Linked DNA regions of Homo sapiens: region 2 is linked to region 1. A link is a contact called in ENCODE Hi-C or POLR2A ChIA-PET data. All regions are on one chromosome and are shown on one strand. Each heading gives the region's core, a stretch centred on a gene start or an enhancer-like site at or near the end of the contact. The rest is flanking DNA. Distances are from core to core; before and after follow the strand shown.

Region 1 (6,759 bases), core at 2,750-5,249:
TTAATTTTTGTGAATGCTGTAAGGTGGAGGAAAGAAGCAGATATCCAATTCCACATTATTTGTGAAAAACACTGTATTTTCCCATTGAATTGTCTCAGCAGAAGGAGTTTGCTTTTATTCCAAGTGAGAAGAAAGTTGCTGGGGTGTCTTAAATTTTCCTCAAGGCAATAATAGTTGTCTTGCATAATAGTGGTCTACTTTGCATATTAGATGTTTATTGCACTTTTAATACACATGTGCATGCACATTGCACACACTTTGAGAACAGGAACTACATCTTGCTTTTATTTTTATCCTCAACTTCAGTACCTAGAGCAGTGCTTGGCAAACCATAATCAATGAAAGAATGAATGAATGAATTCCAGCAAATGACATAACTTTTTATTTTCCTGTGTAGCCTGTGGATGTACTCATTTGTCTGTGATGTACTCACATGTATGTACTCACATGTACAAATGAGTACATGTGATGTATTCACACACACACACACACACACACACACACACACACACACACACACACACACTCTCACAGCCACTTGAGTCGACTGAAGAGATCAGAGAAGAAAAGAAGTGAGGCAGCATTTACTACAACCTAAAAGCCAAGCCTCAGAAGAAGTGAGAGCCTGGAACTATGAGCCTTATGTATGAGCAGCTCTTGTACAAAAGAGAAGTGAGATAAAATGGGTCAGGAGTCTAAAAGATGGCAATCCCAGTTTACCTTTGCTTTTATCCTACTTTGATCAAATAATGAGTACATGTGATGTTCTCTTTGTCAAATGTACTCATTTGTCTGTGTTCTATATGGCTCCCACACATACTATGACCATTTCCACTTGAGGTTGTTAGTCTCAGATTTATGGGTCATTGATAATGTACATGCAGGATTATATATTTCTTATATATACCACATAAACCTATGCTGGCCCCTTACATGGTTAACTTAGCTGCTATTTTTGTTTTCACTTCTACATGCCATATTTGGGGTAGAGAAGATTAAAAAGCATATGTGGACAACACAGAAATGGCATCTGGAAAGCAGCCGTGTTGCAGCACTCTCAACTTCCCTTGAAAATTTCCAGAAAGGCTCAGAAACAAGAAAAAAATCTCACCACAGCCACAAAAAGCATGCTTGTCAGACAGCCTGTTGCCAAGACCCAGGAGCCACCTCCCTGAGGGAAGCAGAGATAGAAGGAGTGGAGAAAGGCTTTTATGCCTCCCCTGGAGTTTTCCATTTACAGAGCCCCTTGGTCTATTCCAGCCAGAAAGCTGAGTCCCCCTCCCATTTTTCAAGGAGCTGATTCCTTTTAAGGCAGGCAAAAAGCTGCTTCCCATTCACCCTTCCTTCTTTCTCTATTCACCCAACCTCCACAACTCCCCAAATCCAGTAGGATAAAAAAAGGGAGGGATCTTTTTCCCTCCCTTGAAGCATGTGTAAAGCTTAACTGCATCCTGGGAAGTGTAGTTCCAGCACTTAGGTGGATCCAAGAAGTAAGATTTATGGCAGAAGTATTCTACATGCTGGGATTGTAGCTTTTCATGCACAGGGTGTTGAGTCAGCGTCTCAAAGAATCAGACAATGACGGTTAGGAGCAATACCCCACCCGTGCAGAGCTGCATTAGAATTTAGAGTTAGGTTAGAAGCTGCGCAAACACCTGTTCTGCAGCTGCAGGTGTGAGATCATCATACAAATGGAGGGCCGGCATTGATGAAGCCAACCCCATACCATGTATGACTGCTGCCTCAAAGTCTCAAGAAAGCTCACCTTATTTAAATATTTATATTGAAGAAGTAAGTTATAGGAAAGACTACTTGGAATCAGTGAAAAAATTGTTGAAGACCCCAGGATGTCTATTTCAGGAACCAGGAGAAAGTTTCAAAAATTTTCAAAATATCTTTTGAAATGTAAGCCTTCCTTAGGCAGGCAACACTTTCTACCTTGCATTATGGTTGTTTGTGTGCAACGTCTTAATACACATAGGCATATACATACATCTGCCTGCACACTTTGATAACAGGAGACATGTCTTTCTTTTATTTACATTCCTAACATCAGAGCCCAGCACACTGCTTGGAATGTCATAGGAACTCAGTGAATGAATAAAGAATGAATTCCAGCAAATGACAAAATTTGCTCTTTTTTTCTTATTGAGTATGTGGATGTTCTCATTTATCTATGTTCTATTTGGCCTTTAAGAAAACAGAAATGGAAAACCACAAGGTCATAGGCATGGGAGTGGGAGTGAGGTGAAAATGAAAATGTGAAATGGATAAAATCTGACTGAAAGTTAACAACTCAAGAGCAGAATTAAAATTCGTATTAGAGTCAACAAATAACTGAACTAAACCAGAGAAGAACTGAATAATGATTGGAGAGGATAAACTGGAAATCTCTCTCAGAATGCAGAGAAAAGGGAAAAAGCTATCCATGTGATAGGAGAGATATTGTTAGATGTGGAGGGCAGAGAATGGAGTTCCAACCTCAAAATTATAGGTATTTTGAGTTAGTAAGAATAACTGAAACAGAAATAATTATAAAGACTTTGAAGAAACAATTTTCTGTACTAAAACAAAGAATATGGTTGTCATACTCCAGGCAAAATGAATAACAATTTTTTTATGACAAAGAGAAAGAAAAATATCTTGCAGATCTCAGCTGATATCATCTAGCTGCATGGCGTGGGCAATTTTCGGAGCCTAATTTTCTTCATCTTTAAATGGGAAAGTTTCCAGAGAGTCACTAGATCCCTGCTAGACGTGACTATTTTATGATTTCATAAATGTTTGGAGGACTAGAGGGTCTAAGACAGCAATTGACTATTTTAACATCTCATTTGAGATAGAACAAGCAAAGAACAATTGCAAGTCCTCCCAAACAAGGCTTTATTGCCCCTTAATATAATTTGCTCCAGTGCATTAACTGGGATTCCAGGAATGTTCTAAGCACCCCAGATGTTCTCATAGTAACATCAGGACCTCACAGCCTCTGGCAACACTACCTGTTTTTGACTTCATGTGGAGCAGAAACCTCCTGATCACAATGATGTCTGTCAAATCCAGCATTAAGATTTTGAACACTAGGACCCTCCAACCTCCCAGCAGATTTTGGCACACTTCTTGCTCTCTCCTCTCTTCCGGAAGACTCTAGGACTAAGGCATCTTCTCCATGAGCTCCCTCTAAGTCCATGCATGCCCTCAGTCCCAATAATTTTTGGCTTCCAGAGCTCCTTCTTCTCAGCCCAGGCACCAAGCAACTTTTCAGCATTTATTCAGCATTTAAATCAACCTCAACAGTGAACACAGCCTTCCTTTTTGCTCATTTTCAGAGCCCAGCGATTTCATAGAATGGCAGGGCATCAGGTCCAGATCATTTAGACCACTGCCATGACCAGCGATAGGTATGGACTCCACTTAAAAATAAGGCTCGTAGCCGGGCATGGTGGCACAAGTCTGTCATCCTAGCTACTCAGGAGGCTGAGGCAGGAGAATTGCTTGAACCTAGGAGGCAGAGGTTGTAGTCAGCTGAGGTCGTGCCACTGCACTCCAGCCTGGGCATCAAAGTGAGACTCTGTCTCAAAAATAAAAAAAAATAAAAATAAGGCTCATAGTTCCAGGCTCTCATTTCTTCTGAGGCTTGGCTTCTAGGTTGGAGTGAATGCTGCCTCACTTCTTTTCTTCTCTGATCTCTTAAGTCGACTCTAGTGGCTGTCAGTGTGTGTGTGTGTGTGTGTGTGTGTGTAGGAATAGGCATGAATTTACCAGCCAGAATATACACACACACCCTTTCCTGTCTTGTCGTGTCCTGTTTTAGGTTATTCAAAATGTTATTCAGTGGCCACATTTACAGCAATAATAAAAATAGGCAGAAGTCATCAACACTATGAATAGTAAACACATTTAGAAAAAGGTGGCAGACAATAACGACGTCTGGGAAGTGTTTCAGTGGAGTCTTTCCTCACATGAGCACGCAGTGGTGTGGCTGCCAGAACTCCCTGGCTTCTGTACTTGATTTACGCAATGGTCTGGGTTGCCCTAGTTGTAACCATGCAGCTTGGCTCTGGGCTTCATAAATTCAGACCCCAGAATACAGTTTATTTATGTTATGACTCCATCCAAAACGTTGCAAAGAAGCCAACTCCCTTCATCCCATTAAAAAGGTATAATATGTATTTTTACTAGCCTGCAGAGCTTGGCATTCAGAGGTAACAATATGTGCTTTGTTACTCTGCAGGTTTGCCGTGAAGTGTGCTGTAATCTTTGCCAGGGGTGTGCTGCTCTCTCCCAGGAGGGTTCACAGCCCGGGAGGAACACTTCAGACTGCTTAACGACTTGCTCGGGCCTTGCCTTATATGGAATTTTTCCTTCTGCACAAGAGAATGACAACCACTTAGAGTGACAGCCAGCAGGGAACAGATGACAGCCAAAAATCCACTGTGCTCTTGGTCCCAGGATGTCCTATCTGACTTGAACTTTTGCTGTTTAGGCTTGCTCTCTGATAATGAATTTGGGAATGCCAACAGGTTTGGAGGAATAGGAGTCACTTAGAAAAGCTAGCCAGATAACTCCATTTTAGAAAGCATGGGGGAATGTCTTTCCCATTAATCCTGGTAAGTTAGTTAACAAGCACAGGGCACAATAGGTCCCCAAATAAATGGAAGAAATGGTGCAAAATGCAAGCTACAAAGTAGGTGTTTGATCATACACATTCATATTTTATTATTTAATTTGATTCAATCTTAGGGTCAGAGCTAACAGAAATAAATATATTTATTATTATTATTGATCAATAATTATTAGAACCATAAAGAAGTGTCCTCACACTCAGAGTCTAGTGTGCTAGCCCAGTAGAGAGACACCAATGATATCCCCAGGAGGTGGAAGGGAGGTTGGTGTGGATCTGGTTCAGGCACTGCTGTAAATGCTTTAGATCTACTGTCTCAGTGAATCATCACCACAACCCTATGAGATAGTCCTATTTTATCTTCATTTTGCAGATGAGGAAACTAAGGCACAGGGAGACTAAGAAACTTGCCCAAAGTCACACAGCTAGGTGTGGCTAGATGTGGCTTCTAGTTGGCAGCAGCCTAGAGTTCAAATACAGGCAGTCTTGCTCTATGAAGATTTTAACAGGCACAGGTGGAAGAGGGCAGTGCGTGTGGCAGAGATGTCAGCAAGAACATGAGAAAGGCATGGAGTAGAGAACAGGGACATGTCCAGTTGGATTGGAGTATGGGTAAGAGGGTTGGAGGAAAATTACACCATAAACACAAGCTACTGCCATATTGTGGAGGGCCATGAATGCTGATGTGAATATACTGTAATAAATATTGCTAATAATAAAAGCCAATATTTCTATGGTTTTATATTGTGTATAATATCTGTAATAGCCTAGCTTTGTTTTTACAGGTGCCCAAAAAGGCCACCAGCAGATGGATTCACTAGGCTCATTTCTCTTTGCCCTTGTCTTTCAAGTGGTTTATGTCAGGCTAGCCCCCAGGCCACCACGCTGATTTTCAGTTAAAAAGTCACTGGTATTGAGGTTTTTTAAAATTATAAATGCCTTCTTAAACAGATGTTTTACTCTAGAAATGTTTGTTAAAATATATTCTATTCAATTTCTAGTAATGGTTAGCAAATTTGCCTTGACGTTCTTGGGGTTCCTGTCTTGGCATTCATGCAGAATTTGATATAAAATTATATATACTCATAAGAAGAACCAAAGAACCAAATAGTTCTTCTTGCCAGTCACTTGGAGATTACAAAACAGCATTTCTGAGTAGAAGGCATAATCAAATATGATTTCATGAACTGATGCATATATGAGTTAGAGGCCAAGAAATATTGAATCATGAAGTAAAGTTCTTCTCATTTCTAAAATACTGTAACTCCATAATTTTTTTCTTTTTTTTTTGAGACAGAGTCTCACTCTGTCACCCAGGTTGGAGTACAGTGGCATGATCTCGGCTCACTGCAACCTCCACATCCCAGACTCAATGGATTCTCCCACCTCAGCCTCCCAAGTAGCTGGGAATACAGGTGCTCACCACCAGGCCTGGCTAATTTTTTGTATTTTTGGTAGAGACAGGGTTTTGGCATGTTGCCCAGGCTGGTCTTGAACTCCTGAGCTGAAGCGATCTGCCTGCCTCAGCCTCCCAAAGTGCTGGGATTACAGGCATGAGCCACTGAGCCCAGCTGGCTATATGTCCATAATTTTAAAGATTACAAATGACTCTATCAAAAGTTATTCTGTTGACAGTTTCAACACAATATTTACCAGTTGAAACTGATTTTTATGCTCTTGGAAGCTGGTGGCCACCTTCTTATATGTATGTTTGGTTTATTCTAGGATACTTAGTTGATTAACCACTTGGAATGAAGTAGAGTTGTGTTTTCTTTTTTTTCTTTTTTTAACTGTAGCAGAGTGACCAAGCATGCAAAGGAGGGAGAGAGAATATGATCCATGGCAAATGCAAATACCCCCTATACTCTTTCCATCTGGACTTGGTGAATTGGGCTGCCCTTCTGCAGTTGAGGGTACATGAACAGCCCAGTTTCTCATTCCCAAAAGGACACTAGGGTTTGCAGGGAATGACGCACTACAGGGGTTCCCAAGACAGCTGGGGCATCGGCCTTAAACATGAGGCGATAGGAGCAGCTCTTGTACAGAAGAGGAGTGAGATAACATGGGTCAGGAGTCTAAAAGATGGCGATCCCAGTTTACCTTTGCTTTTATTCTACTTTGATCAAATAATGTGTGAT
Region 2 (6,358 bases), core at 2,561-5,060, 140 kb after region 1:
GCACAGTGGCTCATGCCTGTAATCCCAGCACTTAGGGAGACCGAGGCAGGTGGATCACCCGAGGTCAGGAGTTCAAGACCAGCCTGCTCAACATGGCAAAACCCCATCTCTACTAAAAATACAAAAATTAGATGAGTGTGGTGATGGTCGCCTGCAATCCCAGCTACTTGGGAGGTTGAGGCACGAGAATCGCTTGAACCCGGGAAGCGGAGGTTGCAGTGAGCTGAGATCATGCCACTGCACTCCAGCCTGGCAACAGAGTGAGACTACATTTCAAAGAATAAAAATAAAAATAAAGAGGACTAACTAAAACAATGCAAGAATGCAGAGAGAAAGGAAGAAGAGAGTAAGAGAGAATATGAGTGACTTCAAGATCAAATTTGCGATCTGATCTTTATATAATAGGAATCTTGAAAACTATAAGATCAGATGCAGAACCATTAAATAAAGGCATTTTAAGGGAAATCTTCATTACTCAAGGCAAAACATTAATCTGTAGATCTTTAGATTTGGGCCCCCTAGTCTAAGTCACCCCCAGCAATCAATTAGATTCTCCTAAAGAGATACATAAACTGGTTGCAAACTATAAAGTATATTAGTACAGTTGTGCCCTGAAGGTATTTTCGTCCTTGTTGTTGAACTAAGAATAGCTTGAAGACACTGAAGGAGGAATAGAGAATAGTAACCAAAGAACAAGGAACATTTCTACAAAGAAAGACTAAGGGAAATTGGGCCATTTAGTTTAGATAACAAAAGGATAATGGTATCATAACTCAGAACTTCAAGTGTATGTAGGATCTAGGCCATGTCTTAATTCTTTATGTGCAGGCCATTTTGAATATGGCAAAGACTTCAAATAAAGCATGCAAATTTCTACTTAGATGTCTATTTCCCTAGATACCTCCTAGAAGAAAGAACATAATCACCTTTTAATTCTTATTCTGTGATTCTTTACAGTGCCAGTAACTGTACAAGAAGTTCCAGGTTTACAGACATGTTTTTTTCCAAAATGTTATTTATAAATTGGTGGTGGTTTGGAAGGGCGAATGTTGTTCCTCTGCCAGAATTATTATATGTGGTGCTTAGCTTTTGAGGGCAGCCCACGAAGAAGGAAGGAATGGAGGAAGGAAGGATGGAAAAATGTAACTAGAATATTAAACCCTGGGCATTAGAATCACTTGGGAAGGTTTTTAAAAATAAGAATTACCAGGCCTCATTCTAGGAAATTTGGATTTAGTGATCCAAGTAAGGAGTCCTGTAATCTGTTTTTTAAAAGGGTGTTCCAGATAATTCTGTTGTATGGTCAGGTTCAAGAATGATTGCAGTAAATGGAAAAAAGGATAGACCATAAATGAAATCCCATTTTAATACCTAGAAACCCCCCAAGGAGAGTGGGAAGTAAATCATGTTTATAAGAAAACTGGCTTCACACACAAGGATAAAGGACAACCCAACCCTTGATTCAGACTGTTTCTGAGCCTTCCTACTTTGACCCAAGGATATGTGAAACCTGCTTTGGGGATTCCTGTAGGTGAGAGTAGCTCTGGCTTAGAGCTGAAGTCTCTCCTCCATAGGCCCCACAGTAGAGCTAAGCTTTCATTTGAAGTGGATTAGAAACAGCCTTGGTTTACCAGGCTAAAGATGATCCAGGTCAGGAAAACTGTGTGCTTTACCAAAGGCCAGAAAATTCTACCATTCTTCCAAGATTTCTTGCTAAAATTCAAAGTAATGTGGTCTTGAAGGGGTGACACCAAAGCAGCTGCAAAGGAAGAGGAAAACCCGGCTGCCACAGTGGAGAAATAGATTGTCATTCTTTTGCACAGCTTTTCCCTGGGTAATGTCAGGATTATATTTTTGGCTCCCTGGAAACCAGAATTAAAATAGGCTAAATAAGATTGGAATTGTTGAAAGCAAAATCTGTAGACGTTTCCTTTTTTGAATTTTTTGAATGTCCACATCTTCTGTATGCTTTGCTTCTTTTTGGAGTGACGTATTGAGAAAGCCCAAGAGATTGTTTCTGGCTTGGGCCCATTGCCAGCCATTGTCCGTGCCATTATTGTGTGTGGTGGGTCCCTGGAGGCCACATGTGGACCTCGGGTTGATACTTTCGGAGATTGTAGGTAGTTCGAGCCACACTAGCCCTGTTTACTTCATGTCTGCCCCAAGCATCAAGTCTTGTTGTTTACCTTGTCACTTTCCCACTTAAGATTCTCTTTCATTTCACTGGGTTTTACTAAAGTGTTTGAAATACAGGGTTTTTAACTTCCTTTGATTAGTGAGAAATATGGGGAAAATTTATCTCCCAACCTTATCAGTTGGGGGCAGACCAACCCCAGTGAAGATGAGAAACTTCATGGAGTATTAAATGAAAATGGGATGAGCTGTCACAAAGCCAGGATGTTAATTCTAGCTCTGCTGATCATTTGCTGTGTGACCTTGGGCAAGTCTTTTGCTCTCTTCAGTCTCAGTTTCCTCATATCTTCAGTGAGCCATCTCTCGGGATCTTCCAGCTCTGGTATTCTGAGTTTCTCTAATTTGAGGAGTTGGTTAGAGATCTCTTTTCTCAACAGTGTACCTGTTCCGAGAAATGTTACTGTTATAGAAGGAAGTGGTTTTGGAAACGGGTCAGAGTGGAGGAAAGAGGTTGAGTTCTCAAAAAACTAAAGGCTAGGTATAAGTAACTGATTCATCACAGAGATGACTAATTCATCAGAACAGCTGTCTGTTCTAAAATATGTCACATCAAATATTCATTGAATAAAATATTGAAGTCTCAACTGCTAACCTAGAGAGAGCCAAGCAGCTTTTAAAAAATCAGGATAGAAGTGTACTTTTCATTTCCACATTGGACCTGTGATTCTCTGAGTACCTGTGTGGGTCTCTGGTAAATACCAGAATTCACTTAATTTTCCATATTGTTAGGAGGCTCAAAGCCAAAGGCGTAGAGACATTAGGCATAAGCATATGTATCTTATTAAGCATCTGTATGTTATGTTGTGGGGTTTGGCAACCAAGAAGATGACAGTTACTTACAACTGTTCTAGAAAAGGCAACCACTGAAACATTCATTGAAATCACAAAGGACACTTGCTTGAGATTCATTGTGTTCTTCACATTTGCTATTTTTAACTCCATGATTCACTGTTCTTTTGAGCAGGGAGGGGAACACTCCACAGTGGCATTCCACATCTGTGCACTTCCAGCCGGGGTCCCCACCCCACGTTCAGCCACATTTGCAGCCCAATTATTGTTTCCATTCTTTTGTTTCCTTCCAAAATAAAACTATATATGCTATGTATACAGTAAACTATATAGTAGTGTCTCTATATTGTGTAATATTTCCTGTTTTGTCACTCCCTTCTGGGTAGCGGCCTAGCTTTTCTGCCTCCATTTAATTCATTAATTTTCTAATTTAAGCCTTGTAATACTCCCATGAGGTAGTGATGATGATGATGATGATGAAGAGAGAAGAGAAGCACAGGAGGTGAAGTAACTTGCTGCCCCCCCCTAAAAAAATTCAATGGAAGGACATACAAGATGAATGAAAAATAATTTTAAAAAAGTGAAAGAGCAAGTATTTGAACTCAACTCTGCCTAATTCTAAAGCATGTTCTCAAAAATCCCAACAGAAGTTGTTATTTTAAGCTAAATTTTTTTGAGACCTCTGATATTGAGTGAAATTACACTAACGTGCACCTCGTGATGTAGGAGGAGGGACAGGTAATGTGATTCTCCCTCCTCAACCTCCACACATGCTTCTTCAGAAGGCGGTGCATCAGACGCACCATGACTCTGGAGGTGCCGGTCTTCAGCCTATTGTGGGTGGTCATCATGATGGTGAGACTGCCCCCTTCAGGTTCTTTCATGAAGTGCAGGTTTCATTTTGGGCTTGGCTCCTTTCTGTCTCTTTTGGAAGCCCTTTGTTCCTGATTGCACTTTCTAGCCTGTGTACAGTCTAAACCTCTGCGGGAAACAGTGTGTGCTTCTGAAAAGGGCTCCAGCATAGCAAACTCACTAGAAAGCCGGACCTCAGAGCTTGACCAAACTTGGCTGGAGTCCTAGTTCTGTATTTACAAGTTGTTTGATCTTGGACAAGCCATGTAAACTCTCTGGACTTAAGTGTCCTCGCCTGTACATTGGGGAAAACTATACCCACCTTGCAGTGCTGTTGTAATGTGTAGAGGTCAGGTGTGTTTGTGAAGTGCCAAGAACAGCAGGTTGTCAGTAAGAATAGTGCTGTTGGCTGGGCACTGTGGCTCATGCCTGTAATCCCAGCACTTTGGGAGGCTGAGACAGATGGATCACCTGAGGTCAGGAGTCCGAGACCAGCCTGGCCAACATGGTGAAACCTCTTCTCTACTAAAAATACAAAAAATTAGCCAGGCGTGGTTGCAGGCGCTTGTAATCCCAGCTACTCAGGAGGCTGAGGCAGGAAAATCACTTGAACCCAGGAGGCGGAGGTTGCAGTGAGCCGAGATCGCACCATTGCACTCCAGCCTGGGCATCAAGAGCAAAATTTTGCCTCCAAAAAAAAAAAAAAAAAAAAAGAATAGTGCTGTTCTTATTGTTGTTTCTTCCATCCCCCTACAGCAGAGTTTCTTAACAGCTGTGCTATTGACATTTAGGGCTGGATAGTTATTTGTTGTGAGTGGCTGTCTTGAGTATTGCAAGATGTTTAGTAGCATCCCTGGCCTCTACCTAGTGGCTTCCAGGGGCACCATTGCCCTTTCCCAGTCATGATAATAAAACATGTCTCCAGACATTGCTGAATGTTGCCTTGGGGGACAAAATCTCTCCAAGTTGAGAACTACTGCTCAAAAGCCTGGCATTATGTGTATTGATACTAAGATGAGAATCTCACCACCGAGTAGTTCCAGAATACAGAACCCTAAAAAGATTTATGAAGATAACATTAGTGATTCTCAGTGCAAAATGACAAAGTGTTTCAGTTACTTGAAAATAAAAGGCTTCTCTTATGCACTGAGCCATGAAAGTCTGTTCAGAGTTAAAAAGAAATAGTTGCTTTTTTGGTTTTTGCATTCAGTATTGTGCTGCTTTTGCAAAGGCAATAATTTTATGACAGTTCATAAAACCATGGAATCTTAGAGTATGCATAACTGACATGTTATGCGGATCAACTCCTATCTGATTCTTGAATTTGCAATGAACGTAATGAGTGGGAGTGAAAAAACAGTCTCTCCCCAAAGCCTGAAAGTGACAGGAAACTCATTTACTTGCAAAATAAAACCCAAGTATATACTGGAACAACTCTAATTATTACAGAGGATCCTCCTTTGGGATGAAAGTTTTGTTCCCTGCAGCTCCTACCCTCTCTCTGGTCCCTGCCCTATCCTCCAAGGACCACACAGAAAAAGCCCTCTTCACTGACTGAAAAAATCTAGATGCTTAGGGTTTGTGGTCAGCTTTGCAAGCTGGCACAGGTAAGGGAGGAAACACTCTGAAATTGCAGTGCAGCATTTCAACATTTCATGTGTGTTACTTAGCAACAATAGCAGGAGGCCTGCCAGATGTACCAGAGTCATCGTGCCTCGCTCAGGTTTTGTAGGATCCATTATAATCATCTCATTATTGGTCTGGCAAATTGGGTTTATAGTGCCCAGAACTATGAAAATAGTAGTTGAATTTCTTCCATACACTGAGGCCATGTAAGAGCCATATTTGGGAAATACATGCATTTCCCAGCCCTCAGAACAATTGCTGCAATGGAAGGAATTCTGCAAAGTCAACTTTTTTGGTAGCCAGTTCCAGGCTTTTTGGCCTATGATTGCCACACCCCAAGTTTTCTCTCTACAAAAAGCTTTGATAATAGTCTTTTTCCAATTTTAGGTCACCTTGCATAGCCCCTCTGGCTTGTAACGTGGTCATTTCCAACCGTTCTACATTCTTGATGAAATGAAAACAGCAAGCTTCCTGTTGACATACTCTTCCACAGTTTTCATGAATTATGCATTTTGAAGGCAGCAGACAAGATGGTGTCTCAGTCCTTTCCAGCGATTCTCCAGCATGGAGGTCTTATTTGGTACATCCATCACAAGGGCCCGGAGCCAAGATGATCTCTTGAGCACAATCCCCACTTCGTGTTTCCCCTTTTCACTGTGTAGGCCACAGGGAAGAGTACTGTGGGACCCGAGGCTGCTTGATACTCATCAAGGCCCGCTTCCTCCAGCCTTCCTAGCTTCTCTTTCCCTCAGGTCTAGGCGTGGAGCCCTCCAGGACAGCGAACGGGTGATAAAATATACAAACTGTCTCTGATTATGGGATTTTGGCTCCTTAGCCAATGCATGCAAGGATGGTAGAAAAAACACTCATCTTCCTTCTACTATCCTAAAAGCAACTT

What was found. Hi-C counts contacts between places; a loop is a spot of excess contacts on that map. ChIA-PET counts read pairs that join two places held with the same protein, here RNA polymerase II (POLR2A). Pooled maps may share reads with other maps.
Region 2: a loop to region 1 is called in a map of heart left ventricle, with 3 times the contacts of the local background. The contact joins two enhancer-like sites. A Hi-C loop is called at or near these places in 1 of 168 maps with a recorded cell type or tissue (heart left ventricle), 1 of 37 single-sample maps with no recorded cell type and 1 of 50 pooled maps. POLR2A ChIA-PET finds 5 or more read pairs at or near these places in 1 of 52 experiments (MCF 10A).

What each region holds. Positions count from the first base shown.
Region 1 is chr9:109,741,777-109,748,535 of GRCh38, forward strand. It overlaps a transcript of PALM2AKAP2 not described here. Among named protein-coding and RNA genes, the nearest start is that of PALM2AKAP2-AS1, 27 kb to the right of the region's middle. Within about 2 kb of position 4,000, at least 16 of the 41 ENCODE cell types and tissues checked have a DNase peak (open chromatin) inside an H3K27ac peak, as active enhancers do; they include heart left ventricle, where a contact is called at or near this core.
Region 2 is chr9:109,884,186-109,890,543 of GRCh38, forward strand. All of the region lies in intron 3 of PALM2AKAP2 (PALM2 and AKAP2 fusion), which reads left to right. Among named protein-coding and RNA genes, the nearest start is that of PALM2AKAP2, 110 kb to the left of the region's middle. Within about 2 kb of position 3,811, at least 7 of the 41 ENCODE cell types and tissues checked have a DNase peak (open chromatin) inside an H3K27ac peak, as active enhancers do; they include heart left ventricle, where a contact is called at or near this core.